6 separate regions of the Homo sapiens genome follow, and all the other regions are linked to region 5. A link is a loop called in an ENCODE intact Hi-C map of the cell type or tissue named here. Cell type or tissue: heart right ventricle. All regions are shown on one strand. Links, peaks and the distances in the headings refer to the core of each region. The heading gives the core; the rest is flanking DNA.

Evidence for each region. Hi-C counts contacts between places; a loop is a spot of excess contacts. Peaks named below come from ENCODE experiments on the same cell type or tissue, not always from the same donor. Only the 100,000 strongest peaks of a DNase experiment are listed, where the experiment ranks them.
Region 1: a loop joins it to region 5, with 2.7 times the contacts of the local background. A loop is called at or near these places in 15 of 110 quality-filtered maps.
Region 2: a loop joins it to region 5, with 22 times the contacts of the local background. A loop is called at or near these places in 74 of 110 quality-filtered maps.
Region 3: a loop joins it to region 5, with 3 times the contacts of the local background. A loop is called at or near these places in 20 of 110 quality-filtered maps.
Region 4: a loop joins it to region 5, with 2.0 times the contacts of the local background. A loop is called at or near these places in 40 of 110 quality-filtered maps.
Region 6: a loop joins it to region 5, with 4 times the contacts of the local background. A loop is called at or near these places in 24 of 110 quality-filtered maps.

Annotation. Positions count from the first base shown.
Region 1 is chr16:66,513,748-66,518,964 of GRCh38, reverse strand. It overlaps TK2 (thymidine kinase 2), which reads left to right. Exons shown (of 10, transcript NM_004614.5): 7 at 1,088-1,176; 8 at 1,750-1,829; 9 at 5,154-5,217. Among named protein-coding and RNA genes, the nearest start is that of TK2, 34 kb to the left of the region's middle. In heart right ventricle, for the core only: a CTCF peak has its summit at 2,989 (motif pointing right); DNase peaks (open chromatin) are centred at 1,304, 1,954, 3,104 and 4,984; H3K4me3 peaks cover 802 bases; H3K27ac peaks cover 2,908 bases.
Region 2 is chr16:66,865,611-66,870,831 of GRCh38, reverse strand. The region is part of intron 1 of LOC124903699 (a long non-coding RNA gene); the gene reads left to right. Among named protein-coding and RNA genes, the nearest start is that of PDP2, 12 kb to the left of the region's middle. In heart right ventricle, for the core only: a CTCF peak has its summit at 2,803 (motif pointing right); a DNase peak (open chromatin) is centred at 2,831.
Region 3 is chr16:66,694,252-66,699,472 of GRCh38, reverse strand. It overlaps CMTM4 (CKLF like MARVEL transmembrane domain containing 4), which reads left to right and starts at 2,730. Exons shown (of 4, transcript NM_181521.3): 1 at 2,730-3,133. The coding sequence starts at 2,948. RefSeq lists silencers at 2,088-2,167, 2,198-2,257, 2,498-2,837, 2,928-3,217 and an enhancer at 2,688-3,527. In heart right ventricle, for the core only: a CTCF peak has its summit at 2,456; DNase peaks (open chromatin) are centred at 2,632, 3,092 and 3,352; H3K4me3 peaks cover 2,274 bases; H3K27ac peaks cover 869 bases.
Region 4 is chr16:66,481,768-66,486,988 of GRCh38, reverse strand. It overlaps BEAN1 (brain expressed associated with NEDD4 1), which reads right to left. Exons shown (of 5, transcript NM_001178020.3): 5 at 4,156-5,221. It overlaps LOC124903698, which reads left to right and starts at 707. Exons shown (of 5, transcript XM_047435016.1): 1 at 707-5,221. The coding sequence starts at 1,840. The coding sequence ends at 2,445. RefSeq lists a silencer at 1,970-2,039 and an enhancer at 1,852-2,832. In heart right ventricle, for the core only: a CTCF peak has its summit at 3,072 (motif pointing right); DNase peaks (open chromatin) are centred at 1,648, 1,928, 2,588 and 3,098.
Region 5 is chr16:66,606,626-66,611,846 of GRCh38, reverse strand. CMTM3 (CKLF like MARVEL transmembrane domain containing 3) reads right to left here. Exons shown (of 5, transcript NM_181553.4): 2 at 3,383-3,538; 3 at 2,317-2,412; 4 at 1,844-1,964. It also overlaps a transcript of CMTM4 not described here. Among named protein-coding and RNA genes, the nearest start is that of CMTM3, 4.5 kb to the right of the region's middle. RefSeq lists an enhancer at 2,036-2,847. In heart right ventricle, for the core only: CTCF peaks have their summits at 2,911 and 3,134 (motif pointing left); DNase peaks (open chromatin) are centred at 3,126 and 3,461; H3K27ac peaks cover 1,225 bases.
Region 6 is chr16:66,738,470-66,742,469 of GRCh38, reverse strand. It overlaps DYNC1LI2 (dynein cytoplasmic 1 light intermediate chain 2), which reads left to right. Exons shown (of 13, transcript NM_006141.3): 4 at 1-32. Among named protein-coding and RNA genes, the nearest start is that of DYNC1LI2, 11 kb to the left of the region's middle. In heart right ventricle, for the core only: a CTCF peak has its summit at 2,338 (motif pointing right); DNase peaks (open chromatin) are centred at 779 and 1,773; H3K4me3 peaks cover 1,888 bases; H3K27ac peaks cover 3,430 bases.

The DNA of each region.
Region 1 (5,217 bases), core at 1,218-5,217, 93 kb after region 5:
AAAATAAATAAAAACTAAAATATGTAGTAATGCTCCCCAACTCCCACTGCTGATTTGAGAAGTAATGTGTTGTTAAAATTTGGAAAATACAAAAAGGTATAAAGAAAAAAAGAAAAGTCTCATGTAGTCCTGCAGCTTGAGAAAAGCACTTTTTACATTTTGATATTTTTCTTTCCCACCTTTCCAAGATGCATTGGTGAATACTTTTGGAAATGTGGTTGGGATATACACAGTTTTAGATCCTGTTGCTTTCACTGAACATTAGATTTGAAATTTTTCCATGCCATTAAATATTATTTTACAATATCATCCTTCAGTTACTGCGTGAATTTTCTGTTATATAGATTTACCAAGATTTAGTTTTTTATTGGTTTAAACAGTGCCGCGGTGAGCATCATGATTATTTTCACAAAATAAATTTTTTTGTTTTGTTTGAGTCAGGGGTCTCACTCTGTTGCCCAGGCTGGAGTGCAGTGGCATGATCATGACCCACTACAGCCTTAAACCCCTGGGCTCAAGTGATCCACCTGCCTCAGTTTCCCGAGTAGCTAGGACCATAGGCATGCGCCACCACCCCTAGTTAATTTTTTTGTAGTTTTTGTAGAGATGGGGGTCTTTCCATGTTGCCCAGGCAGATCTTGAACTTCTGGCCTCAAGTGATCCTCCCACCTCACCCTCCCAAAGTGCTGGGATTACAGGCATAAGCCACCACCCTGGTCCACAAAATAAATTTCTAGAAGTGAAATTGGTTTGCTGATTCATTGCCTAACCTGAGCACTGTCTCTGTTCTCAGGGTACAAGCTTTAAAGTCCCTTTCTCTGCTTAGAGTTCCAATCCCAAGTGAATTCTCCCATCACTCCGTGCCATGGCCCTTGCAGCATTGTGCCATAAGCCGCTCCCAGGCAGCAGGAGGTCGGGAATGCTTAGGGTCCTTGTCACTGCATGTCCAGTATTGCACGGATCACACTGTGCCCTGGTACCCTTGGTGACTCCTTTCATTGAGAGCCGTCTCAAGATCCTTTTGGGGGAATTGCATAGCCCAGAAGTTTTCTCTTAGGTGAATAAGCCCTTACAACTCTCATTGCAGTGGGAAGATGCCAGAAGTGGACTATGTAGTTCTGTCGGAATGGTTTGACTGGATCTTGAGGAACATGGACGTGTCTGTTGATTTGATAGGTGAGATGCACCCCTCCCACCTCCCTCTCTTGTCTCTCTCCTGGGTCCCTTGAGGATGTGCTTGGCTGGGCCCCAACCCTTGGGGGCAGTGGGTGAGGCACTTGCCCTTGGCAGTTCCTTCCCCATGGGAGTTCAGCTTTCTCCCTGAGGGCAGACAGAATTCGGGACTTCTGGTCTCTCATGGAGAAGAACCCTGGCCTTTGTTCTTTAAACTTCCCTCCCTGGCTCAGCTACTTTCAGACCCAAATCCACTGTGATCTGATGGGTTTTTCTAGTTTGCAAAGGAACAGGAAGGACAGAGCCTGAACATTCACTGAGACCTGCTGGGTGTGAGGCCTGTTTTGAGCTCTGTCTATGAACAGAATCCCATTCAGCCTCAAAACGACCCCACGGGGCCGCTGACACTGAAAGAGAATGAAAGTCGAGGCGGAGGGTCAGTGGTCAAGCCAAGAGCTGGCCCTCCCTGCTTCCTGCTCGAGCTGTGCAGACCTTCCTCCCGCCTTTGCCTGTGTGCCTGCTTTGCTTCCAAGCCATGAGCAGAGTCCTGAGAGCCACGTATTCTTTTAACCTCAGTTTACCTTCGGACCAATCCTGAGACTTGTTACCAGAGGTTAAAGAAGAGATGCAGGGAAGAGGAGAAGGTCATTCCGCTGGTAAGAGGCCTCTTTGACTTGGTTAAAGACAAACTGGGAAACCACCTCTGTCCAACCCGGCTTCCTCTCCCGGCCCCACCCCCATGAGATCATTGTGCCCTTGTTTGCAGAGAGAGAACAGGAACCAAGTGTATCAGAGGGTGAACTCTGACTTCCTGTTTGGCCAGAGACCCACGTGGATGTCCAGATCTGCTTGGCTTCCTGTGGTCGCTGACTCACAGTTTGGCAACCCTCCTGCTTGGAGGCGTTCCCCTCCCCTCCCCACCTGCCCCTCCCCATCTTGGCAGCACCAGGGCTTGTCTGTTCTGCCTCCTGAAGATTGCCTGGCCTTGTGCTCTCTGTGTCCTCCCTAGAATGCGAGTTCCAGGAGGGCAGGACCCAGCCCTCTTGTTCACTGCTGCATCCCTAGTGCTTAGCACAGTGCCCGGCACGGAGGCGGTGCTCATGCTTAGTGGTGTTTGCCCACTGGAGAGATGCCATGCCCTTCTGAGTTCTGCTCAGGCCACACTGACTCTCATGGGGACTCTGCCAGTATAGGCCCGGGCTGTGCATCTCGCCCTGGCCCTTCCCTCCTTGCATCTCCCTTCAAAATCTGGCCTCCAGGCTGCCGCCCGGCTGATATTTCCAATACTCATCACCACTCGTGCAATTTCCCAGCCCAGAACCTTTCAGTGCCTTGCTGCTGGCTAGAATGCAGTCCCCACTTTGTAATACGGCTTATGACCCGGCCCCAACTGCCTCTCTGGCGTTATCATCCTCCATTCCCTACTTTCTATGCTCTGGCTATAAGGAACTAGTTGTGGCCACACACAAACAACCACATACACAGTGGAGTTATGCAAATGTGCCTTTGCACAGTCGTTTCCTTTGTCTTTAAAGTGTTACTCAGATGTCACCTCCTCCAGGAAGCCACCCCTGACCTTCCTTCCATTGTAACCCCCCCCAAACCCACCCCCTGGCTTTCTGTGATCATGGGCCTTAGGACAGCATACTGACACTATTTGTTTATACCTTTGTTCCCCATCCCTCACTAATGTGAGCTTTTTAAGATTGGGTCTTATTCCCTCCGTGTCCTCTGCATGTGCCTTGGGGCCTGGTGCCTAGTAGTTGCTCAGTTAGTATTGAACTGAATGTCCCATGTGAGAAGCTGCCACTGGAGGGAGACAGAGGCTGGGCAAGCATTCAGTGGGGTGTCAGGGGCTCTGAGCTCAGGATAGGCTGGACTGGGGGCCCTGGGAAGCCTATCCAACTCCTGAAATCCTGCTCAGCCTTGTTTTTCCTTGGTGCCAGCACGATGCATTCCTGCCACGAGGGCCCAGGCGTCACTCTGGGCAGCTCCTTTGAAATCTTGGAGACAAGAATGCTAGGAAGATGGAATGTGGTGGAATGGGGCCAGGCTGGACCATGCTGTGATGCGCACAGCAGCTCTGTGCAGTGACCCAGATGCTCCCCAAGCCTGGGGGCCGTCCAAGCCGTGATCCAAGCCATTGTCTTAAGGGTTTGACCAGGTCCATGGGACACATCTGGCTCCTATTGCCAAGGGAGAGCTGGGCAGGAGATGTAAAGGCTGCTGCAGAGTTGACACGCGAGCCTCTGGGATGGCGAGTGGAATCTGTGTGAGGAGCCATCCCACTCTGTGCCTGGGAGAGCACGAGTATCTGCTCTGCCTGGCATGCAGGCCCCATGGCTCAGGAGGGCCTGTGCCCCTTTTCCCTTGGGCTCCGCTGCATCAGGCTTTCTGCAGTTGGTGGTCTTTATAGTCTGGAGGGTCTATAGGTTACGAGTTGTTGAGGGGGTAGAAGGGCAATGGGTGAGGGTCACAGTCCTCTTGGTGGCAAGACAGAGCGGAGGGTTTAGAGGCTGCCCAGGGCTGGGCCCCTGCCTGAAGGAACTGAGGCCCTGCTGCTGCAAAAGTGGCAGTAAATGGGAGAAGCCAGGTGTGGGTCCTGCCTTTTTTTTTTTTTTTAGTATTTATTGATCATTCTTGGGTGTTTCTCGGAGAGGGGGATTTGGCAGGGTCATAGGACAATAGTGGAGGGAAGGTCAGCAGATAAACATGTGAACAAAGGTCTCTGGTTTTCCTAGGCAGAGGGCCCTGCCGCCTTCCGCAGTGTTTGTGTCCCTGGGTACTTGAGATTAGGGAATGGTGATGACTCTTAATGAGTATGCTACCTTCAAGCATCTGTTTAACAAAGCACATCTTGCATCGCCCTTAATCCATTTAACCCTTAGTGGACACAGCACACGTTTCAGAGAGCACGGGGTTGGGGGTAAGGTTATAGACTAACAGCATCCCAAGGCAGAAGAATTTTTCTTAGTACAGAACAAAATGGAGTCTCCTATGTCTACTTCTTTCTACACAGACACAGTAACAATCTGATCTTTCTTTTCCCCACATTTCCCCCTTTTCTATTAGACAAAACCGCCATCGTCATCATGGCCCGTTCTCAATGAGCTATTGGGTACACCTCCCAGACGGGGTGGTGGCCGGGCAGAGGGGCTCCTCACTTCCCAGACTGAGCGGCCGGGCAGAGGGGTCCTCACATCCTAGACGATGGGCGGCCAGGCAGAGACACTCCTCACTTCCTAGACGGGGTGGCAGCCGGGCAGAGGCTGCAATCTCGGCACTTTGGGAGGCCAAGGCAGGCGGCTGGGAGGTGGAGGTTGTAGCGAGCCGAGATCACGCCACTGCACTCCAGCCTGGGCAACATTGAGCACTGAGTGAACCAGACTCCGTCTGCAATCCCGGCACCTCGGGAGGCCGAGGCTGGCGGATCACTCGCGGTTAGGAGCTGGAGACCAGCCCGGCCAACACAGCGAAACCCCGTCTCCACCAAAAAATACGAAAACCAGTCAGGCATGGCGGTGCGCGCCTGCAATCCCAGGCACTTGGCAGGCTGAGGCAGGAGAATCAGGCAGGGAGGTTGCAGTGAGTCGAGTTGGCGGCAGTACAGTCCAGCCTCGGCTGGGCATCAGAGGGAAACCGTGCAAAGGGGAGAGGGAGAGGGGGAGGGGGAGGGGGTCCTGCCTTTTGCCTTGGCTTTGATTCAGGCGCCAGGGGAAGGGCCAGTGTTTGTGCCCACGAACCCCCAGTGGAGCAGAGCAGGGTGGCTGGTGACACTTGTGCTGTTTTGCTCAGCCTGGCCACCGAGTGTGTGGCTGCGTCTGCCGCTGTCCACTTGAGCCAGGTTTGCTCTTGCAGGGTTCCTTTGTCTGAGTCACTGCCCATGGTCATTGACTACTTTGACCCCCTCTGCTTGACACCCTTGGTAGGTGGGGTCTGCTCTGTCCACTCCCGACAGACTGCTTGTGTTTCCCTGGCAGGAATACCTGGAAGCAATTCACCATCTCCATGAGGAGTGGCTCATCAAAGGCAGCCTTTTCCCCA
Region 2 (5,221 bases), core at 643-4,642, 260 kb before region 5:
GAGAGAGCTCCTGTATGCTCCTCCAGGGAAGACAGTTAGCATCTCCAGCTCCATGCTGTGGTTTTTTATTTATTTATCTTTAGATAATGACTATAACTTAATTTTAATTTTTTATTTTATGCTTTTTTTTTTTTTTTTTGAGATGGAGTCTCACTGTGTCACCCAGGCTTGAGTGCAGTGGTGAGATCTTGGCTCACTGCAACCTCCACCTCCCGGGCTCAGATGATTCTCCTGCCTTAGCCTTCCGTGTAGCTGTGATTACAGGCATGCACCACCACGCCCAGCTAATTTTGTATTTTTAGTAGAGACAGGGTTTCACCATGTTGGCCAGGCTGGTCTTGAACTCCTGACCTCAGGTGATCCACCCGCCTTGGCCTCCCAAAGTGCTGGGATTACAGGCATGAGCCACCATGCCCGGCCTATGCTTCTTTTTCTTTTCTTTTTTTTTGAGACAGAGTCTCACTCTGTCGCCCAGGCTGGAGTGCAATGGTGCAATCTCAGCTCACTGCAACCTCTGCCTCCCAGGTTCAAGCGATTTTCCTCCTCAGCCTCCCAAGTAGCTGGGATTACAAGCACCCACCATCATGCCTGGCTAATTTTTGTATTTTTGTAGAGATGGGGTTTCACCATGTTGGCCAGGCTAGTCTTGAACTCCTGACCTCAGGTGACCTGCCAGCCTTGGCCTCCCAAAATGCTGGGATTACAGGCGTGAGGCACTGCACCTAGCCTCTTTTTCCTTTGCAAAATCATTGGTAAAGAAAGACTATAATTTAAATATACCCATGCATTGCCTTCATTTCCAGGGTGCTAACAATGTATGGGTATTTCTGAGCCTGCTCCCTGACCCCCACTGCCTCCATGGGAAATACAGTTTCAAACACACTCATAGAAAGTCAAGCACTCTTTAATCAGCCATTAGCAACAATCAAACCCTATAAACCTTCACCTGAACAACCCAGTTCTCCATAGAAGTCTGAGAATCCAAACTGGGTATATTTTCTTCCCTGTTGAGGACCAGGAGGACACTTTGGCCTGGAGGCTTGTGTAGGAAGTGCACAGCCCATGACCTCTACTTTCCCCAAAGACAAGAGCCTCCCCTGGCACAGGGTACCCCATGTGATGTGGCAGTTTAAGAGGCTGGGCAGACACAAGAATCCCAGCACTGCCATTGGTCAAATGAGTGACTTGTGCAAGGAACCTCAACTGCATTTGGAGCCTCAGTTTCTCTATCTGCTGAATGGGGGCAGCCGTTCCCATGTATATTGTGGGGGCAGACCCTCCCCCAGCTGTGTGTTCACTGCAGAATGGGGGGCAGGGAGAAGTATGCAGAGTGCTGGAGCACAGCTGCCCTCCTTTCCTTGGCTCAAGAGCTATTTCTGTCTGAAGAACTAGGACCTGTCACTGTAATCAGGGCACCCCCATCTCCAGGCTATGCTGAAGACTGGGTCAACTTTATTTTATTTTTAAAAAAAAATTTTTTTGAGACAGAGTCTGGCTCTGTCACCCAGACTAGAGTGCAGTGGTGCAATTTCGGTTCAGTGCAACCCCCGCCTCTTAGGTTCAAGCTTCTCATGCCTCAGCCTCCCAAGTAGCTGAGACTACAGGCAGACGCCACCACACCGAGCTAATTTTTGTACTTTTAGTAGAGATGGGGTTTAGTAGAGATGTTGGTCGGGCTGGTCTTGGTCTCCTGACCTCAAGTGATCCACCCAAGTAGATCAAGTGATGGGTCTCCCAAAGTGCTGGGATTACAGGCGTGAGCCACTGCGCCCCGCCTTGGTCAACTTTTTTTTTTTTTTTTGAGATGGAGTGTAGCTCTTGTTGCCCAGGCTGGAGTGCAATGGCACAGTCTCGGCTCACTGCAACCTCCGCCCTCCGGGTTCAAGCGATTCTCCTGCCTCAGCCTCGCAAGTAGCTGGGATTACAGGCACCCACCACCATACCCGGCTAATTTTGTATTTTTTTTTATTAGAGATGGGGTTTCACCATGTTGGCCAGGCTGGTCTCGAACTCCTGACCTCAAGTGATCCACCCACCTTGGCCTCCCAAAGTGCTGGAATTATAGGCATGAGCTACCATGCCTGGCCTGGGTCAACTTTAATTTGGCTTTTTCTCACACCTTCAGTTCCATGTAACTGCCTCCAGGCCCTTGCCCTTGCTGTTCCCTGTTTGGAATGCCCTCTTCTTTTTCTTCTTTTTTTTTTTTTGGAGATGAAGTCTCGCTCTGTCACCCAGGCTGGAGTGCAGTGGCTCGATCTCAGCTCACTGCAACTTCCACCTCCTGGGTTCAAGCAATTCTCCTGCCTCAGCTTCCCGAGTAGCTGGGATTACAGGCATGTGCCACCACGCCTGGCTAGTTTTTTTTTTTCTTTCTTTTAGCAGAGATGGGGTTTCACTGTGTTGCCCAGGGTGGTCTCGAACTCCTAACCTTGAGACCTGCCCTCCTCGGCCTTCCAAAGTGCTGAGATTACAGGCGTGAGCCCCTGCGTGCTGGGATTACAGGCGTAAGCCACCGCGCCCGGCCCTCTGCCCTCTTCTATCCTTCATAGTTTCGGGGAGAAGTGCACGTCCTTTCCCCAGGAGTCCAGTGGTTGTGGCGCTGGCCAGCTGTCTGCTCCGTCCAGTGCCGGAGCTTCTAGCCAGCAGAAGAAGCAAGAGCTGAGGGCATCAGTGAAACAGGAGATAAACAACAGCAAAAATATTTTATATAGTTTGACAAGTAGCAACCTGCCAGGCAAACTCTTTTCCAGCACAGCCAGGCTCAGGCCCCGGGTGGTGGATCCCCGGCTAGGATGCACTGAAGACACAGCCGCAGCTTTAAACGTGGCCACCAGGGGGCGAGAACAGATTGCGGGAAGCACCTGAGCTTCTCATTTCCCAGAGTGGAGGGAGGAAGAGTGTGGAAGAGTGTGGAGTGTGTGTGTGTGTGTGTGTGTGTGTGTGTGTGTGTGTGTGTGTGTCTTCACTCCTTTTCAGGGACCTAGTGTGGGGCGGGGGGCTTTACTCCTTTTCAGGGGCCTAGAGCTTGCTCAGACTTCGTTCTGGGATAGACCAATCGTGGCCCGAGCAACTCCTGGCTGTGTGACCCAGAGCAAATGTCTTAATCAATTTGATCCTCAGTATCTCAGTTGCAAAATGGGAATAAGGCCGGGCACAGTGGCTTATGCCTGTAATCCCAACATTTTGGGAGGCCGAGGCAGGAGGCTCACCTGAGGTCAGGAGTTCGAGACCGGCCTAGCCAACCATGGCCAAGGTGGTGAAACTCGTCTCTACTAAAAATACAAAAATTAGCCGTGCGTAGTGGCAGGTGCATTTAATCCCAGCTACTCGGGAGGCTGAGGCAGGAGAATCACGAACCTGGGAGATGGAGGTTGCTGTGAGCCGAGATCCTGCCACTGCACTCCAGCCTGGGCGACAGAGCAAGACTCTGTCTCAAACAAACAAACAAAAATGAGAGAAAGAATAGTACCTATCTCAGAAGGTTTGGGGTCTTGGCTGGGCATAATGGCTCATGCATGTAATCCCAGCACTTTGAGAGGCCAAGCTGGGAGGATTGCTTGAGGTCAGGAGCTCAAGACCAGCCTGGGCAATATGGGGAGACTCCATCTCTACTAAAAATTTAAAAAATTAGCTAGGAGTGGTGGATACTCTGGGGGCTGAGTTGGGAGGATCGCTTGAGCCCAAGAGGTTAAGGCTGCAGTGAGCCATGATAGCGCCACTGCACTCCATCCTGGATGACACAGTGAGACCTTCTCTCAAAACATTAATTAATTACTTATTTTTTAAAAAGGTCTTGGGTCTGATTAAATGAGTCAGTTCATGGACTGTTCACTGATGGGCCATTCCACAGGCACATGGAGCATGTTCTCAAAGACACCAAAGGAAGGTGCTCTAAAACAATTTGTTACTTAACATTTTATTAAAACAAAAGCAACATGAGGGAAATCACAATTATGTTTACCTTCCCTGTAGTTACTTGTCAGTTCGGTATCATTTTGGACTATTTTTCTGTTTAGTGACATACTTGAGGACCCCGTCATCCTCTTGGTGTGTGACTTAAGTGGGTTTTCAGCCCACAGAGGTCTCCACAGGAGCTATAGATGACAGGGCCCCCACTGTCTGTTCAGGGGTGCAGTTCGTGGAGGGCCCAGAGCAGTTGAGCAGAAGAGGTCCATGCAGGACCCAGAGAAGTATAGGTTCTGTTGCATCCTCTGCAGAAAGCCTGGGGTCTTGGGCAGCAAGGCCCTTATAGGGTCCCCCCACCTTCCACCCCCAGAGACCAGCCTGCTCCCCCAGGATTTGGCTATGGGGATGCTGCACCTCAGAGTCCCTTGTCAATGTTCCCACCTGGGCCTCCGCCTCCTTCAGACCAACCCCAACACTTTATTCACTGCCCTCCTGGGGTGCACTTCCCCCAAGCGTAGCTTCTCCTCTCGTCCCCTAGGCTTGTTGTACCATTCTGAAGAGCATCTCGGGGAAGGGATTGTCACATGGATGGGGAGACCCCTGGCATTTGGGGTGGTCACAGGTGCCAGGATTCCTCCCCAGTTCCACACAACAAGGGATTGTTTGAATTCTTCCTGACCTTCGAGTGTCCCACCAGCATGTTCAGACAGGTGAACGATCTGTTTTGTTTTGTTTTTTGAGACAGACTCGCTCTGTTGCCCAGGCTGGAGTTCAGTGGCACAATCTTGGCTCACTGCAACCTCTGCCTCCTGGGTTCAAGCAATTCTTCTGCCTTGGCCTCCCTAGTAGCTGGGATTACAGATGTCCACCACCACACCCAGCTAATTTTTGTATTTTTAGTAGAGACAGCGTTTCACCATGTTGACCAGGCTGGTCTCGAACTCCTGACCTCGGGTGATCCTCCTGCCTCGGCCTCCCAAAGTGCTAGGATTACAGGCGTGAACCACCATGCCCAGTCTTGTTTTGTTTTGTTTTGTTTTGTTTTGTTTAACCAGGTCTCTACAGGTATCTGATGAACAATCTGTTTATCATCATTTGAACCTACAACCTTGCTCTGTTTTATTTGGAAACACAAAGGGATTTTTGCACAGTCTTAAAATGTAGAATATTTTCCAAGAATACAATTATCATGTGAAATGAGGGAAGATGGTACTTTGTGTTGAGAATTTTACCAGGAGTTATCATCATCTAGGAAACTCACACCGTGGGGGCAAAGAGACTCACTTTCCTCTGCCTGGTATGCATCTGAAGCCGC
Region 3 (5,221 bases), core at 509-4,508, 88 kb before region 5:
ATTTTTAGTAGAGACAAGGTTTCAACATGTTGGCCAGGCTGGTTTTGAACTCTTGACCTCAAGTGAACTGCCACCTCAGCCTCCCAAAGTGCTAGGATTACAGGCATGCACCATGGTGCCCTGCCTCCTTTGCCATTCTTTATCCCAACAGTTTAATGCCCAACCCCACCCCCTCAAAAAAATCCCTGTAACTGTCATTTCACTGGGATTTTGGGAGAAAGCAGAGGCAAGAGTCTACATCCAACCACTCAATGTCACCACCGTCTAGCACCATTGTCTATCTCAAGTTCTTAGTATATTGCTTAATCCATAGTAAGTGCCCAATAAATATTTGTTGATTTAGGGTCAGTCCTCTATATCTGTGGTTTCTGCAGCTATGGATTCAACCAACTGCTGATAAAAAAAAATTTGGAATAAAATAGGCTGGGCACAGTGGCTTATGCCTGTAATCACAGCACTTTGGGAGGCCAAGGTGGGCAGATCACTCGAGGTCAGGAATTCAAGACCAGCCTGGCCAACATGGCAAAACCCCGTCTCTACTAAAATCACAAAAATTAGCCAGGCGTGTTAGTCGGTACCTGTAATCCCAGCTACACAGGAGGCTGAAGCATGAATAATTGCTTGAACCTGGGAGGTGGAGGTTGTAGTGCGCAGCAATCATGCCACTGGGTGACAGAATGAGACTCCGTCTCAAAAAAAAAAATTATTTGGAAAAAACAATAAAAAATAAGCTGGATGTGGTGGCTCATGCCTGTAATCCCAGCACTTTGGGAGGCTGAAGTGGGAGGACTGCTGAGACCAGAAGTTTGAGACCAGCCTGGGCAACATAATGAGACCCCATCTCCAAAAAAAAAGAAAGAAAAAACAATTTAGCCAGGCATGGTGGTGGCATGCCTGTAGTCCCAGTTACTTAGAAGGCTGAGACAGGAGGATTGCTTAAGTCTAGGGGGTCGAGGTTACAGTGAGCTATGATTGTACCACTGTACTCCAGCCTGGATGACAGAGTGAAAAGTCTATTTTAAAAACAAACAAAACAAAACAAAACAGAAAAACAGGTGGGGCACGGTGGCTCACATCTGTAATCCCAGCCCTTTGGGAGGCTGAGGTGGGTAGATCACTTGAGGCCAGTAGTTTGAGATCTGCCTGGCCAACATGGTGAAACCCTGTCTCTACTAAAAATGCCAAAATTAGCTGGGCGTGGTGGTCCCAGCTGCTCGGGAGGCTGAGGTGGGAGAATCGCTTGAGGTGGAGGTTGCTGTAAGCAGAGATCTCACCACAGCGCTCCAGCCTGGGTGATGAGCAAGACTCTGTCTCAGAAAACACACACACAAAAAACCCCCAAACAACACACACACGCACACACAAAAATATAGATAAAAAGTAATACAGTAGAACAATTATTTAAAGTATACGAGAAGATGTGTGTAGGTTATATGTAAATACTACACCATTTTATATAAAGGATTTGAGAGCATCTTCAGATTTTGGTATTTGAGGGGGTCCTGAAAACAAGCTCCCTCTCTTGCCCCCATACAGAAGGACAACAGTATTAGAGTCACTGTCCTTCCTATCTTTGAAAAAGTTGAGGGCTGGGCATGGTCAGTCACACCTGTAATCCCAGCAATTTGGGAGGCTGAGGCAGGAGGATCCCCTGAGCCCGGGAGTTCGAGATCAGCCTGGGCAACACAGTGAGGCCCTATCTCTACAAAAATAATGATGATGAAAATAATAAATAACTTTTTTTTAAAAAAAGAAAAAGTAGGAACCTGGGCTCTGCCCACCAATGAACTGTGTGACCTTGGACAAGCTACTTCCAGTCTGCAGCCTTAGTCTCTTCTTCTGTAAAATAGAAATAACAACGATACGTTCTTCAAGCGCCTTGCTCAGTGCCTAGAACATGGCAAGCTCTCGGTATTTGTGGTTGTGGAAGGGTTCAATATCAAAGCGACACTTCTTAGTCAGTGTTTTACTTAGCTTAAAATTAGCCTTCACACTTGAATTGTAAATTGGTCCCTAATTAATGCCCTTCGGGGCAAAATCTGTGTTTAACCTTACTTTATGCGTAGACAGAGCTAGCAAAGCTTTTCAGCTGAGAGGAGAGGAACATGTCAGTCGCCTGGGTCAGGCCGGCGGGGACAACCTGCAGTGGGGCGGCTCCTCACCCTGCCCCGCCCGCCCCTGGCCTCGGAACCGGTTTGTTCCAGGCGCCCAGCGTGAGAACACAGGCACTTACCCACCTCTCGTCGGCCCAATAGTCTGAGTCAAGCCCACCCTGGCCACGCACCGTTCCCGGCACCCGGGTGGCGCAGCCCGTCTCTGTCTTTACCGAGAAGCTCCCCACCCTATGCGTCGAGGACCCCACTTTCTTCAAAGGAGAACCTGAGGCAGCGTCTGGGAAAGCAACTCCATGGCCTCCAGGTCCACCTCGACCCTTTCCTCAGCCCCAAGACCCCGCTGCCTGAACCCCATCGCCCCGCGTGCCGGGATCGCCAGCGCCCACCAGCGGCTCCCGCCCCGGCTCTAGGCGCAGGTGGGGGCGGGGCCAGGGCGGGGCCTGAGGAGCCGGCGCCCCGCCTCGCCCCGCCCCTCCCCGAGGCCCGCGGCGCCGCCGCCTCCACCTCGCTCGAGCCGCGGAGCGCCTCCGAGCGGCCGGCTGCGGCCTGGCTCCGCCTCTCCCGGCCCGGCGCGCCCGCTCCCGCCTCCTTCCCTCTCCTGGCTCCCACCTCCCTCCCTTTCCGCTGCCGAGGCGGCGGGAGCCGAGCCCGAGCGGACCGAGCCGCAGCCGCAGCCGGGCGGCGGGCGAGAGGCGGCGGCGGCGGGCGGGCCGCGGGCAGTCAGTCGGGCGGCGGCGGCGGCGGCGGCGGCGGCGATGCGGCGGCCCCGCTGAGTCCGCCCGCTCCTGGCGCCGGGAGCCAGCCGCGCGAGGCGGCCCGGGCCGGGCGGCAGCATGCGGAGCGGCGAGGAGCTGGACGGCTTCGAGGGCGAGGCCTCGAGCACCTCCATGATCTCGGGCGCCAGCAGCCCGTACCAGCCCACCACCGAGCCGGTGAGCCAGCGCCGCGGGCTGGCCGGCCTGCGCTGCGACCCCGACTACCTGCGCGGCGCGCTCGGCCGCCTCAAGGTCGCCCAAGTGGTAGGTGCCGGGCGGGGCCCCAGGTGCCCGAGGGCGGCCTAGCCGCACGCCTCCCTCCCCGCCCCGCTGCGGGGCCTCCGCCGCGTACCCGCTTGCCCAGGCCGGAGCCCGCTCCTCGCGCCCCCTCTCCCTCGTGGGGTCCCGGGACCACTCTGCAGCCTTCTCTGGGGACCCCGCCTTCGGCCAGAGCCTGCCCTTCCCAGGCCGGCAGCCTCAGGTGTGCGCCTCCTACCTGAGCACCTGCCTTCGGGCCTACCTGTCCGCTCCGCCCTCGCTCCCGGGAGTCTGTGGCGTTACTGGGCTGGGTGCTGCTGGGAATCCTGCTGTCTCCTGGGTACAGCTGGTCTTAGCAACCTGTGGCAGGTTTTCCCGGCCCGCGCAACCTCCGGACGGTGCCTGTTTCTGCCTGCGGAGACGAGGGACTGTGGTTTGGTTCCCACTTGATGTCTAGCTGGGTGCCAGGCGTATATGGTAGGCGCTTAGTAAGTATTTGCTGGATGGAGGCAGGTAGCCCTGATGCAGTGGAGGAGCCCAGATATGCCCACAATTCTCTACACTGCAGAGGTTTGTGTCCTTCTAACCAAGAAGACAGACTTGGCATCCCGGAATCCACCGCCCAGCACGGTGGCTGGCACTGCCCAATTGGTACCCAGAGTTAAATCTGGGAGGGCAGCCAGTTTTGGAGGTAGCAGAAACAGAGAACTTTCTGTTGGACTTGTCTGTAGTAGAGCTCATTTCTCAGGGTCCTGTGTTTTAGCTTCCAGGGTGTTCTGGGCAGGGGCCTCTCAGCTCTGTTCCTGCTTTGTGGTTTTGTAACATGCCTCTGCGGGCAATTGCTTAGCTCTGTTGTGGGCATGCTCTAATTCAGAAAAACCCGTGTGTCCCCCCAACATTCTCTGTCACAGGTAGGCCTTCTGAGGCCACCGGCCTCAAAACTTTATAGACTTCTCATAGCCAGAGAAGCCACTTGTTCTTGTTCTCTCTCTCTCTCTTTTTTGAGACCGGGTCTCTGTCGCCCAGGGTGGAGTGCACTGGTGCGATCGTGGCTCACTGCAGGTTCGACCTCCCAGGCTCAAGCGATCTTCTCACCTCAGCTTCCCGAGTAGCTGGGACTACAAGCACGTTCCACCATGCCGGGTTAATTTTTGTATTTTTAGTAGAGATGGGGTTTCACCATGTTGCCCAGACTGGTCTCCAACTACTGGGCTCAAGCGATCACCCCTCCTTGGTTTCCCAAAGTGCTGGGATTACAGGCATGAGCCACCGTGCCAGGCCTGGTCCTCCTTTTCCTACTTGAGTGCATAAGCATTCCTTGGGAATAATATAATGTGTGGATACCCTTTAAATAAATGTCCTGGCGTTTGTAAATGACAGAATCATAGGCTATTTTATGTCTCTCTTGGGTGAAAGGCTTGTTCTGCTGACTGCCAGAGGGTATTTTTGAAGGGCTTTATGGAAAGAAAAATGGATCAGATAATCTGTCTTCAGAATTTTAAATTTACCTTATCTGGTAAACTGGAATGTTTTCAAAGATGCATTGGTTTTTAGTTTGGCGTTGCTGTTAGCAAAGAGAATGTAGGAGGTGAAGGGAGGTGTGCAATTGCCTTTTTTTTTTTTTTTTTTTTTTGAGATGGAGTCTAGCTCTGTCGCCCAGGCTGGAGTGCAGTGACACAATCTTGGCTCACTGCCACCTCTGCCTCCCGGGTTCAAGCGATTCTCCTGCCTCAGCCTCCCGAGTAGCTGGGATTACAGGCGCCCACCACCACGCCCAGCTAATTTTTGTAATTTTAGTAGAGACGGGGTTTTGCTGTGTTGGCCTGGCCAGGCTGGTCTCGAACTCCTTACCTTATGATCCGCCCACCTCGGCCTCCCAAAGTGCTGGGATTACAAGCGTGAGCCACCACACCCTGCCTGCAATTGCCTTTTAAAAGAGGCAGCTAGCCAATGTTTGAGTATGGGGTGCCAGCAGCCCGTACAGATAATTAGAAATGAATAAGAAAAGAGCAGGGCTTGGTCAAATACCTTGCTTTGTTTGCACTGTGGGAGTTTGAAAGTAAATAGAACTTGTCCCTAAAAGGATCTAGTAAA
Region 4 (5,221 bases), core at 627-4,626, 120 kb after region 5:
ACAGATTCAAGATGGTGTCCAGTGAGCCTGGAGCCCTCAGGCCTGGCTGGAGGCTGTTGCTCTTTCCTCCTTTCTTTGCTATGGGCCCTGCTTAGCAACCACTCTCCGCCTGACCCTGCCCCAGCACCTGCCCTGACTCACTGCCCAGCTCATTGTCTATCTGTGGCTTGGGGTCATCGCTCAGACTGAGATCTGAGGGGTAGGGCCTGTCCCTGTCAAGGGAACATGGCAGAGGCTGCTCGTCTGTGTGTCTCCAGTCCTCCCAGCCTCCTCCCCTCTTTTCTTTGCAGAACCCATTCCAGGAGAGATGAATGTGGCTCCTCCTCTTCCACCCTCCACAGAGTGGCAGGCAGGGAGGGGAGATGGAGGCATGGGAGATGTGCAAGGGCTGCTTTGGCATGACCCAGGCTCAGTCAGCCAGAGACCGTAATCCTGGCTGGGTGCGGTGGCTCACACCTGTAATCCCAGGACTTTGGGTGGCCAAGGCAGGCAGATCACCTGAGGTCAGGAGTTCAAGACCAGCCTGGCCAACATGGTGAGACCCCGTCTCTACTAAAAATACAAAAATTTAGCTGGGCGCAGTGACATGTGCCCGTAATCCCAGCTACTCAGAATGCCCGTAATCCCAGCTACTCAGGAGGCTGAGGCAGGCTAATCGCTTGAACCTGGGAGACGGAGGTTGCAGTGAGCCGAGATCGTACCACTGCACTCCAGTGTGGGCGACAGGGTGAGACTTTGACTCAAAAACAAACAACAAACAAACAAACAAACAACAGAGACCCTAATCCCAGCCATTCAGAGAGTCAGGGATGAGGACATGTCTGGGCCAGTTTTCTCTGAGACTTGGTATTTGCTCTCTGGGAGAGAGAGGATCTCTTTGTTTTGGATTATGAACCAACCAAAGTAGACTTGGGGCTTCCATACTTTTGTTCTGATGGGAGAATGAAGGCACTGTGGTGGACAGCAGAATCCAGAGAGAGATGACATACCTGCCCATATTCCCGGACTTTCTGGATCCAGCCATGCCTGACTTGGACAATTCAGTAAGTATTCTTCCTTGCTCATGAAGATTCAAGTTGGGTTTCTGACTCTTGCAGTTGGATAATGAGGCTCAGAGTGGCAGGGAGTGGAGGGTCCTTTTCAAGGGATGCTCTTCTACTCCACCACACAGTTCAGATGGTGCCAGCCTTGGGGTGGGCTGTGGACCAGGCAGCCACTGGCAGTGGAAGAGAGACAGGCAGCCCCAGGCCCCCAGGAGTCATGCTGGTGAGATGGTCAGTGGTGGCATGGCTGAGGTGGGGACGGCAGGGCCTGAGGACCTGCAACCTTGGATTTCTTGGAGACATGTTGGGCTGGCACAACTGGGCTGCCACCCTGGGGGTAAAGATCTGCCCAGCCCCCAAGCCCAGAGATACCCGGCCTGATCTAGGCAACCAGTCCTGGGCTCCAGAGAGTTCCTCTGGCCCCGAGGACGTGCAATGTGGGGTGAAGCAAAGCAGAGACCAGGACAGAAGATTCACTTCCTCAGACGATGAAGCTTACTGTCTCTCCACCGCTCATGCCAAGAGCCTGGACATGCAGGTGGGCATGGATAGGAACAGCTGAGTGGGAGTGTCAGTGGCACTGGAGTATGCAACACCAAGTGTGTACGTGCACAAGCTCTAAGTGAGAAGGGCACTAGTGTGTGTGCACCAAAGCTGTCTGAGCAAATGTCCACGAAACCACAGGAGGTGGAGCTGAGGGATGCTACATGTGAGTGTGTGCCAGGGGTATCTCTAGGAACTTGGGAGGGGCCCCAGTGTGTGTATGTGCATGTGGGCTTGGCCAGTGTGACAATGGATGTTCCTCGTGGTGGCTGTGAACAGCCTTACTCTGTATCAACCCTCCTTCCGCCCTCTTCTGGGCGATGCCTGTTGCTTGTGTGTGGCAGCAGCTGCTGGAGCCCTTTGCAGAGACCTGGGACCTCACCACACCCATACACGGGGACCCAATGATGGCTCTTGTGGACTATCACGATGGCGTCATCGCCAGCACGGTGACTCCCCTGAAGACTTTTTTCTGGCCAGAGGAGCCCATTTGGCCTCCACAAGGGGCAGGAATGAACATTCTCCAAAGGGCAGCCTCCAAAAATGTCTGCTGAGCATCAGGGTACAAACAACCCGTCTCTCCCACCTGAGGGCGGGCGTCACTTTGAGGTGCGTTCTACTCTGTGTCTCAGAGTCACCAGTGGGACTGCGCTCAGTGGCCTGCAGTGGTGACCTGCTTGGTGACCCCCTCACTGGCTTCCTTGCCTTTCTTGTTTCCTGCCTCACTCCATCTGGTACTCCTGGGAACACTTCCCTAACCAAACTCTCACCCACATCCTCATCCCAGGGTCTGGCCCTGGGGCCCCTGTCTCCATCGTCCTGTGATGCAGCTTCACCTTCCATCTCCTTGGGCCTCTGATGAGCCCAGGTACCTGGGGTGTTCTCCTTGGCCCCTGGCACAGACAGGCGGCATCTCCTTAGGAATGTGCAAAGGACCTTGAATGTGGTGCCATATGTGACACACCACAGCATAGGGCATGTCGTGGATGGAGGAGCAGGAAAAGCCAAGAGCGTGACAGTCCCAAAGGCCTGTGGGATCCTAAGTCTTTGTGGTGGGAGCTGGGTGTCGGTGTGGGGTGGTTTCGGTTGGGGGCAGCACATGGCTGGACACCATCACTGTGGAAGTTTCTGCATTCATTCCCAGGAGGTGGAGCCCCAGAGCACTGAGGTGGCACCAGAGCCATGCCTAGTGATGTTCAGAACAGAGGGCATGCAAAATGATTATTTTGCTTACAGAGAGGGGGACATAAGTGTCAGGCTTTGTCCAGAGAGTGATGCTGGCGGGGCGGGGGTGAGCCCCAAAAATGGAATACTTGAATGGGTTCAACCTCATAGAACATCTCAAGGGTGGAAGAAAAGCCCAGGGTTAAAATGACGGGTTTTGTCTGCAATTATGAGTGCTGGTGGGTATTGTGTTTCAAGGTGAGAGGAGGGGCTTCCTCATTCTTCAGGGCCTGACTTGTTCACTTTGAGCAGTGGCAGCAGCGAGCCGGCAGGTGGCAGTGTGGGCTCAGGGTGGGGGTGATAGGCGCAGCAGAGCCAGCCTTGGCCTGTCCAGCAGGGACGTGGGCTGGAGAACCAGAAGGATGAGCCTATCTCGTGGTCTTTCCCCCCGCTGCACCCTCCTTCAGGATTGCACCCCACTTTCAAGGCACTTGGGGTCTAAGACTATATTAATGGACTATTCGAATTTTGGATTGCACCCCACTTTCAAGGCACTTGGGGGCATCTAGGACTATGTTAGTGGGCTCTATTGGAGTTCTGGTGGGAGGGAAATGTGACAGAGGAAGGGGCCCAGGCTCTGTCCGCTAAGAGATCAATAGCCCAAGCCATGGTGTTGTGGAGGGCATGGAAAGGAAGAGGGGAATTCCTGCAGAGGGTGAGACAACAGCTCATTTCAGTTTCATTGCCACTTTCCTCTCTTTCCTGGTGGTACAAGCCATCAGGGTGCTACAAGCCAACTCCTGTTAGAGTAAAACGTGTAGTCTCTGAAGTTCCTAGAGTCAGGTCCTGAAGTTGATGGCCCATCCTCATGACGTTACACCAGCCATGTCTCAGAGAAATGATGCCAAGTTTCAGTGAGGTTAAAAAAAAAAAAGCAACTCCTGTAAGGCACTGACTATCCAAATATCCACATCAACAGGAAAATGACAAGGCTTCAATGGTGCTTAATCTTGAGAGGTAATGAATGGGTAGAGATTGCTAGCCGGAGGTGTATTTTCATTTTGTTGCTATTTAGTGTTTCCTTTTCTTACAAGTTTCAGAAGGTATAAACCCTACTCGGGAGGCTGAGGTGAGAGGATCGCTTGAGACCAGGAGTTTCAACTAGCCTGGGCAACATAGTGAGACCCTGTGTTTACAAAAATTCAAAATCAAAAATTAGCTGGGTATGGTGGTGCATGCCTGTAGTCCCAGCTGCTTAGGAGGCTGAGGTGGGAGGATCACTTGAGCCCAGGAGTTCAAGGCTACAGTGAGCTATGTTCATACCATTGCACTCCAGCGTAGGCGACTGAGTGAGACCCTGTCTGAAGAAAAAAAGAAAAGAAAAAAAGGAACCTTATGCACTCTCTGAAAGTGTTACTTCTTGCTACATTTTATTGATATTATGTATTTATTTTGAACACAGAAAAGATACATTGTTGCTTATTCATTGCCTAGTCCAGGAACAAGAAAAGCTATTCAGCTCCATCTTTCAAACACTGATGAGTAGGTAGGAATTTTTATCCCTTTTTTTCCCCCAGCACTCTCTGGAATTGCAGAAGCAGGATGTGTTTCTTAAAAGAGTCTCATTCCTGGACTGCATTTTAAAGGCTATACAGTACAACAGACAGATATTTTTTGCCTAGAAAACAGTACACCACTAAGGTGGTCAGAACTGCTTGTAAACAAGTCCCTCCCCCAGATGGAGTCTGGGGCTCCAGGAGGCTGCACGCAGGATGCTACAGAACTTCTGGGTGGATTCCTTTCAGCTCCGCACCAGAAGAAATGCTATCTCTACAGAAAATAAAATTCAAGATTGCCATCCTTGCCACTCCTCTGCTTAAGAAAGAGATTACTAAATAGTCTTAGCCCTTCATTGGAGGAACAGAAATGTGGGGAAGCAGGATAGGGTGCTGTTTTTTAACGACGAGGGACAAGAGGTGGGAGGGAGGCAGAGTGATGGCCGCTGGCGATGCTAGCAGGGACACTGCTCAGAGATGCTTGGCTGCCACCCTCTGTGGGCTGGGTCTTCAGGAATCACCTCTGTTACCTGCGTGGTCTTTGATGGAAATCGCTGGGGTTTCTTGGTCAAGATCTGAGCCAGCCTTTCTGCAGCCAGGCTGACCCTACAAATCCCCTTCTGTGGCAGCAAGGCTGAGTAGCCTTCTGGTCCTCTTGTGGTGGCAAGGTGGTATTTATGGGGAGCATATCCCCTTCATTTTGTCTCTGCAAACACCCACGTGGGCAAGGCCAGAACACAGCCACTCACCATCCCCAGCTATGAGCAGCCACCTAGAAGGACAGCACCAGCTCCGGGGTCTGGCTCTGACCCATTCGCGTGCAGGCCACAGTGGTCGGCCAGGCAGGGACTGAGGGAGGGGCCACTTCTCTGCCTCAGAGAGGTGCCCAGGCAGCACTGTGGTGAAGCCACCTGG
Region 5 (5,221 bases), core at 666-4,665:
CCCCCAATCCTTGTTTAATATTGTAATCAGAAACAATTTTATAATGGTAAGGGCCTGCCTATGAGGTGTACCTCGAGGGTTCCTGAAATCCCAGTTCTGTCTCGGAGCTCTGTAGAGCCTTCTGGAACCTCCACCCCAGAAGGAAAAGCACCAGAGTCACTAACCCCCAACCCCACCCCAGTGCTGGTTGCTACTTCCTGATGCTCATCCCCTCCCTGGCCAGCCTCTGTCTCTCAGAACCCCAGTCAGTCCCCATGAGCTGTCGCTGGCTCATGGCTGGGCTCAGGGCTGGGGTGTGGGCAGCCTAGTCCCTAAACCCCAGCTCTGTCCCTCACTCCGGTTCCTGGGCTGCACTCGTCAGATTTTGTGGGTTTTGCTATATTCAATTTTTTCCCCCCGAGATGGAGTCTCACTCTGTCGCCCAGGCTGGAGTGCGATGTCTTGATCTCAGGTCACTGCAACCTCTGCCTCCCATAGGTGATTCTCCTGCCTCAGCCTCCCAAGTAGCTGGGATTACAGGCGGGCACCACCATGCCTGGCTGATTTTTGTATTTTTAGTAGAGATGGGGTTTCACCGTGTTGGCCAGGCTGGTCTCAAACTCCTGACCTCAAGTGATCCACCCGTCTCGGCCTCCCAAAGTGTTGAGATTACAGGCGTGAGCCACTGTGCCTGGCTGCTATATTCAATTCTAACATATAAGTCAAGAATAATTTTACAGCAAAATAATTGTTACATATGTGAAACTCTCCAAATAGTAAAACAAAAAAAACAAAATAAAACCACCCAAGTTTCCACTGACGTTTACTAATTGGTCCCTGGGCTGGTTGTCTGGGATCACTTGCTGCGGGCAACTGGGAGCAGGTTGCAGAGCCTGAGGAAACCGCCTGGGAGCTCTAACCTAATATTTGCCAAGGGACGGGATGGGATGAGTGGCATTCATTTTCAGCAGAAGGACGGTTTCTGGGATTCACAAATCCCCATGGCCCCAGCACCTGGCTGTTAGGAAACCAGTGGCTCTTAAGCCTAACCTACTGGTCCTGCCTAGGGAAGATCCCAACCACAGGGTGGGGCCTGCAGGCCCTTCCAGAGCTGCCCTTGTCTACCTGTCCAGCCACAGGCACTGCCAGCACAGGGGCACATCCGCCTGGTCCAGAGAAGCATCTCCCCAGGCAGAAGCGCCTGCTGTCTCTGCTCTCAGCCTTCTTCCCTACACCGGCCTGGTCTCTTCTGCCTGCACACTCCTCTACTGCCATCTGTCAGTACCCAGCTCTAGTGTCCCCTCCAGAGCCTCGGGCCAGCTGACACCCAGCGTGGGCCTGCTTTCAGCTACTGTATCCCTCCCTCTATCGGCTCCTGTTTTACTGTCGTCATTGCTGCCCCATCTGGCCCCTCCCCTGGTACGGGACACATCATCTGTCCCTTGCCACGGTTTCTGGGTCTGACTCCTTTCTGGGCTCTGAGCTTCCCAGGACAGGCCTGGATGGGTAAGACAGCAGAGGGGCTGGGTTTGGGGGATGGCCACTCTGGATCCCAGGTGGACAGGTGCCCGAGAGTGACTGGCTGCCCAGGGGGGTCGTCCAGGGAGACTTGCCGGCCTGGCCTGAGGCTCAGCCATGCCCACTGCTTGCCCCTCCTAGAAAGGCTGGGGTGAGGGTGCACGAGGCGAATGGGACTGGCTTTGGATCAGTGCTGCATGAGGGTAGGTGAGAATGGGCTGTGAAAACACTTCCTGCCATGGGGAGAGAGGAAATGATCCCACCCCAGCCTCAAACTAGCTGGCATCCCCGAGGGAGGGCAGGCCCCTGTTGCAGCACTGCTGGGGTGATCAGGGCAGCCGCTTACCTTCTGTCTTGTGGGCTGTGGTCTCATCTGCAGAGTCCCCTTGTTTGAGGAATTTGGCCACGTCGTTAAAGATCAGGTAGAAATCAGTTGCAAACACGATGGTAGCAAAGAAGCCAAACACCTGTGGACAGGGTGGATGGGATGCATCACAGGGCTGACTCCCTGCTCCGGGAGGCTGCTGCCCCAGCCTCACGGCCCATTTCAGATCTGCTTGGACAAACAGCCCGAGTGTCAGGCACAGACCCCTGTGAGTAACGGAAGTGGGAAAATGAGCTGTGAACTTGGTTTGACAAACAGCCTTTCAAAACCCCGGGTAGAGTCAGTCTTTAATGAGAGGACTTTGGAATCATCATCGGGACCCACATGAGACCCCAGGGGGGCCCCAGCAGGGAAAGGCTCTGCCCCAGGTCCCACCCTAAATGAGGGGCTAGAGGGGCATCTGCAGTTTCCAGAGGGGTGGGGCGGCTGCTCACCCCAGCGGCTTTGGAAGCCCCATCCGAGTACTTGGCGATGGCCGTGATGGAGATAGCAAAGTAGATGAGGGCCGCGGTGACACAGCGCAGGAAGTCCTGGGGAGAGAGGGGCATGCTGCCCTGAGCCCCTGGAGCTGAGCACAGCATGGGGAGGAGGCCTGGCAGCCTGGTCGTGTTCCCAGCCCCAGGCCTAGCACCTGAGGGCTCCTATCCCATCCTGGCCCCACCCACATGCCTAGGCCCTTGTCCCACCCCCGAGGTGCCTCTGCTGCCTTGCCAGCAGCTGACACTGCCCTATCCCGGGTCCAGCGGGGCTGCTGTCCTAAGCTCTGGGCAAAAAACTGTGTGGATCAGGGTGCAGCCTGCCCTGCGATGCGGTGGAAGCAGAAGTTGGAAACACCCCCACCTGCTCCCTTCCCGCTCTCCATTGGGGAGATCTGGCTCTGGGCCTCGGCTTTGTCACACTCTTGTGGCCGATCCATTCATGGACCACAGTTTCTGCTTATCCGTCCCTAAGATGGGGACACAGAGGGTGCAGCCCTCCTGAGGCAGCAGATGCTGGATATGAAGTCAAGAGACAAGGGTTCAAGTTGAGCCTTTGCTGCCCTTTCTCTAGGACACATTTCATTCAGCGAGGTCCACTGGGGTCTGGGCCCTCACAGGTGATAAAACGAGGTCAGGGTTGCCGATGGCTGAAGTCTGGGTAAGCCCTGCAAGTCCTCAGTTAACCTGTCCTGCCCACGTGGAAATGGCTTGAATTCCTGTGGCGGCAGCTCATTCCTGTAGGCCCGGTGGGGAGCACCGGCGCCACCTGGTGGCCAGAGACCCCTCTCCGGGTTCCCTGCCTCACAGACCTGCTCTAGAGGCACCACAGCCCACTTGAGGTCACAGGGCTGCTGAGTAGTGGAGCTGGGATGATCTGAAGCTGGGTCTCTCCATCCAGTTCTAACCAACTGCAAACTCCAGCACACTAGAGAAAGGATAAGGGCCCAAGTGCACGACTCTGGACTCCTCATCTGGCCACTTTGTGCAGGGCACCCCTCCCTCCTGGGGCCCCTGTCCTCACCATCATGGGCCAGCACAAGCCCTGCCACTTGTCATTCAGCTGCATGGCATCAGCAAAGAGGAAGTACAAGGCCAGCAGGAACTCCAGCAGAGGCGCTGTGAGGAAGGCAGATGCTGAGGACGCCACATAGCAGATAAAAGTGATGAATGAGAGACCCTGCGGGGAAGGAGTTTGAGGTGAAGTCAGAGCCTTTTCATGTTCCTTGTCCAGTGCTCCTCTGAGCCAGGCCCTGTGGTCAGGATAGAGGAGGTTCCAGCAGGGGAAGCCAACTGCTCACAGTCCCGCAGCTGGGAAGTGGCAGAGCCAGATTAGAATCCCAGGCCAAGCACAGTGGCTCACACCTGTAATCCTAGCACTTTGAGAGGCCCAGGCAGGTGGATTGCTTGAGCCCAGAAATTTGACCCCAGCTTGGGCAACATGGCAAAACCTCATCTCGGCAAAATATACAAAAATTAGCCGGGCATGGTGGTGTGTGCCTGAAATCCCAGCTACTTGGGAGGCTGAGGTGGGAGGATCACCTGAGCCCGGGGAGGTCGAGGCTGCAGTGAGCTGTGATCAGGCCACTGCACTCCATCCTGGGTGAGAGAGAGAGAGACCCTGTCCGCACCCGCCCCTACAAAAAAAAAAAACCCAGCATGGCCCAGGCTCACACCTATGCTGCCTCCCAGTCCTGGGCATGGCCCTGAGTCCTCACCTTACCCCACCCCAGCTCCCTGACAGGACCTAGTCAGAAAGCCCCAGCCTTCCAAGCACATGCACTCCACTCAGTGCCCTGCGGAGGGAAATCAAAGCGAGGCAGGAACCAGTTTCCAAAAAGTAACACCCAACACCAAAGACGTGTGCTCGTCACTGAATGTAGATTTCACCTTGAAAAGAAAAAACCTTGAACCTTAATGATATGCGTCCTGAAGTGTTCAGAGTTGAAATGTCCTGATGTCTGCAATTTATTTTGTGTTAAAAGATAAAATGCCTTGATGGACAGATAGATAAAGCAAAAAAATCTTTTGGAGTTTTAATGTATTTGCAAATTTTCATAATGATAAGAAAGGAACATCTAACAGAGGGTGCGTTGGCACTGACACCTCAGGCCCTGCTGCCTTATTCATACAGGGCCAGCTGTGAAAGGTGGGGCCAGCTGTACTTGAACTACAAGAATCAAAATGTTCACTGTGGTCTTGCCCACAACTCTGTAGGTGGGAAGAGCTGATGCAGGAGGATGTTGAGCCCTGGGCAGTCCTGCAGCCCAGGTACGCTGCAGAGCAGGCCAAGGTGACCTGTTGGCCAGCCTGGGGCTCCACAGTGCCTGGTACCCTGAGGCTCACGGGCATCTCCTCTGACCCTCACATCCACCCATGAGCACAGCCCCACTTGACAGATGAGAAGACTCTGTCACATGGCTAATCAGAGGCTACTAGAATTTGAACCCAGGGCTGGCTGACCCCCCAGATAGAGTTATCTTACCTCCGCCCCAGAGATGGAGTCTTGCTCCGTCTCCCAGGCTGGAGTGCAGTGGCACGATCTCAGTTCACTGCAACCTCCACCTCCGGGGTTCAAGTGATTCTCCTGCCTCAGCCTTCCCGAGTAGCTGGGATTACAGGCGCCCGCCACCAAACCCAGCTAATTTTTTTATTTTTAGTAGAGACAGGGTTTCACCATGCTGGCCAGGCTGGTCTCGAATTCCTGACCTCAGGTGATCCACCCACCTCGGCCTCCTAAAGTGTTGGGATTACAGGCATGAGCCACCACGCCCGGCCCAGGTAGAGTTCTTAAGCAACTTGGCCCTGTGGGTGTTGGGGAGGCCATCTGTCCCTGGTTTCTGTCACTGTGGCTGCGTTTGAA
Region 6 (4,000 bases), core at 1-4,000, 130 kb before region 5:
ACCAGAAAAAATGAGGGAGCTGGAACGGAAGTGTGAGTAAAATATAATTTTCTTAATTGGGAAGTTCACGAGTCTCTTTAGATGGTTTGAATCACTTTCCTTTTCCCAATCCTAGAGGCTTCCCTTGCTTCGTGGTTTTGTTTTGTTTGCACCATTTATTTCAGAGTTCCTCTTGTAAACTCAGTAGTCAAAAGTATTCAAAGCAGTCTTTAACTCAAGTGTCACAAGTTGAAGAAAACAAATCAATATTTATTATCTTCATTGGTTTCCGTTTCAAATAAGAGTTCTTCCCTCACTCCCTAAAATGTGTTAAGTTCTGTGGATCTCTGTGCTTTTCTGTTACTCTCTGTCTGCTGAGTTAACATCAGAGGATGTGAGGGTTTGCTGTGGTCTCTGCAGCTTGAGTTTACTGCCCTGGAATTCCATTAAGGCCCTATGGACCCTCGTGTTGGCAGGCTTAGAGGAAGTCCTAAGAAAGACAAAGCTTTCAGCTCCTTAGTTCATTTTGGAATCCAGCAAAATACGATTTTAGTTAGAAATAGGAGGGTCTTTTTTTTTTTTTTTTTTTTTTTGTAATTAACATGAAAGGTTATTTTAAGACTAAGGACATCCAAGCCCTTTTGACAACAAAGAACTTTCAAATTAAAGGAAGTTTGTTTGGGTTTTTTTTTCCTTAATGTGGTTCAGAAGCTTGTTTTTCCTTTCCCTTGCTTCTGTGCAGTTACATCATCTTCTGTCCACTTGCCAGGGAAATGGGAGGGGCAGGGGCTGGAGCCATGGCAGCAGCAGCAGCCGTCCTGGCCGGGGCAAGCTTGACCCAGCCTGGCGTATTTTCACAGGATGACATCACCCCCTCTGGTGAATTAATGAGGGCTTCTCGGGCATGGCACACGGGATCTTCACACTTACTGGCAGAATGGTTCAGAAATTTTGATGCGCTTTTTAAATCAAGTTTCTCGCAGTGTGTTTTCTGTCCAGTACTTCATCTTGCTTCTGTCCCACGTTGTCTAAAACAATGAGTTTAACATTGTATTCTTCGGTTTGTTGTGCATGTGTATATTTCCCTGGTCACCCGCATGTGTGCTACTGTGATTGTTATGCAGCTCAGCTCATGTGTCTTCAACCACTGACCTTTCTAGATAATGCCTCTTTTTTCCTGAAATAGAGCCCTTAAGGACAACTTCTCTGAATAGTTCTGAGTCTGAAGACCTGCTTTCATCCACTGCACAGACAGCTTTGTACCCAGATGAGTGGGCTAATGTACTGGTGACTTCAGTTCTCTGAAGCTGTTTTCTTAGAGTGATAACCTTGTAGAGATCTGTTAAGACAGAAAAGAGAGAGATTGAGCCAATATTGTTTTTTCCCAGATAGGGAAAGTGTCTGCCCTATACTGTACCAGGTACCAGGTTCTAGGTGCTGGAGACACAGTAAATAAAAGGCCTGCTTCTGGGGGGCTTAAATTTCCATGAAACACTGAATTTATTTTGTGATTTAGTCATTGATGGCTGTTATTTAGGATTAGATTCAGCTGCATGTGACATAAAACCTGAGATAACATAATGGCTTAAACAAGACTGAGGGTTATTTCTCTCCTGTAAATGAAATCTGGAGGTGTAGGTAGTTGAGGACTGGAAATTAGAGCCCTGGGAAGACAGCTGGAGGACCTTGCTCCTTTGTGCTTACTGCTTTGTCATTTCTAGGGTGTGGTTCTCTTCCTCCTGACTGAGAGCTCTAGCCTTCACATCCGTGTTCCAGTCAGCAGGATGGAGGAAGAGAAATGCAGGGCTGCAGGGGCTGCTGTCTCTTAAGGAGGCTGGGAAATGTAATCTTTACTTTGGGTTGCCATGTGTTCTAAATATCAAAGTTCAGTTTGGTTATAAGGAGGAAGAGGAGAGAGGACACCGTAGGGCAGCTAGCAATTGCTGGAACCATGTCCCACGACTCTGGTTGGTTTTCCATTGGCCTCTCTGCTGTCACCACCCCTTCTCAGATGTTTGGAATGGTAGCCACGTCTTTGTGTTGTATGTTGGAGGAGCCTTTGTTAGTACTGGGTTTAGGCTACATTTTAATAAAGCAGTTGGCTATCCTCTTGCCCAGAGGACTCTTGCTTTCCAGATTAATTGGACTCTAGATGTTATATGGAAGGAGTGAAGGGCTGTTATTCAACCTGGTTTCCAGTCCAACACCAGTCTCCATTCTTATGATTTTGGAAAGCTGCTCCATGGCCGGCCAGTCTCTTTTAGGGTTAGGTTCCCAGTGGTTTTGTGTCTGTGGCAGCTGTTTGGCTGCAGGGATCATCTGAGTGAAAGGGAAAGCATCCCCTATAGCCACCAGAAGGTGGCGCTTTTTTGTACTTTAGTCTTCTCTTTCTTGTTTTATATATGGGGCTTTTCTTATGCTTATGTAGGACTATGGGGTCTTCTCAGGACTGTGAAACCAATAAATGAGGTAGGAGGGAAAAGTTGAGAGAGAAGCAGCAGCAGCAGTGAAGATGCTCTGTGATCTTCTTGTACCCACTCCCATCTGATTCCAAAGGGAAGCCCCAAGTGGGCTGATGTCCCCTGCTGTGAAATACTCACCATCTGGAGAGAAATTGTTAACACTGCAGTATGTGTATACCCAAGAAAAAATGCACGTTTTACTATCCAACTTACATGGTCCTTCCTCTTTTTAATACTGCCTTTTCACTCATGTTATGTATATTTGCTCTGCTTTCCAAATTGCTTTCTAAAATGCTAAGTTGGCCAGGCGCAGTGGCTCAATGCTTGTAACCCCAGCACTTTGGGAAGCTGAAGTGGGCCAATTGGTTGAGACCAAAAGTTTGACACCAGCCTGGGCAACATGGCGAAACCCTGTCTCTAAAAAAATTTAGCCAGTCATGGTGGTACATGCCTGTAGTCCTGGCTACTCGGAGGCAGACAAATTGATTGAGCCCAGCAGGTCGAGGCTGCAGTGAGCCATGATTGTGCCACTGCCCCGCAGCCTGGGCAACAGAGCCAAGACTCTATCTCAAAAACAATTAAATAAATAAAATAAAATGCTAAGTTATTTAAAAATGTGAATTTCCTATTGTTGGGCAGCCACAATTAAGTCATTCCTTTAGAGCGTGAATAATCTAGGGCTTCTGAACTATTTTCTCCTCATGGCACAGGTAAAAAACAGCAGAAAAGTTTACAGTGCACGAGGTAATGGGGTGGAGGTTCGTGGAGCCAGCTGTCTGAACTTCCTGCCTCCACCTTCCAACCGTAGCTTAGCTTACCTGTGAGCCCTTCCAGGCTCTGTGCTTCTCACTGTCTGGGAAGCCCTAGTTGAGTGCCTCACGAGATCTTCGGGCATTAGATCTTGCCCAGTTAAGCCATTGTATATTTTATTGATTTGAAGATTTGTTAAAAGTGCTTTTAAAGAGAAAAATGTGAGAATATTTGATTCCTTTAAAGACCCTTCAACAACCACATGGAGGAGTTCTTCTCTGTTTTTATCCAAAATGGAGTATGGTTTACTTGACTAGATTATTTGTATTAACAGTGAAGTATTTGTGTGTGTGTGTGTGTGTGTGTGTGTGTGTGTGTGTGTGTGTGTGTGTGTTTGTTTTTTTTTGAAACAGAGTCTCACTGTCACCCAGCCTAGAGTGCAATGGCACGATTTCGGCTCACTGCAACCTCCACCTCCTGGGTTCAAGTGATTCTCCTGCCTCAGCCTCCCAAGTAGCTGGGATTACAGGTGCCCGCCACCATGCCTGGCTAATTTTTGTATTTTTAGTAGAGACAAGGTTTCACCATGTTGGCCAGGCTGGTCTTGAATTCCTGACCTCATGATCCACCCGCCTTGGCCTGCCACAGTTCTGGGATTACAGACATAAGCCATCGCGTTTAGCCTGACAGTGAAGGTATATGAATGAGCTTAATTAAAGAGATGCTGTAGGCCGGGTGCTGTGGCTCACGCCTGTAATCCCAGCACTTTGGGAGACTGAGGTGGGTGGATCACAAGGTCAGGAGTTCAA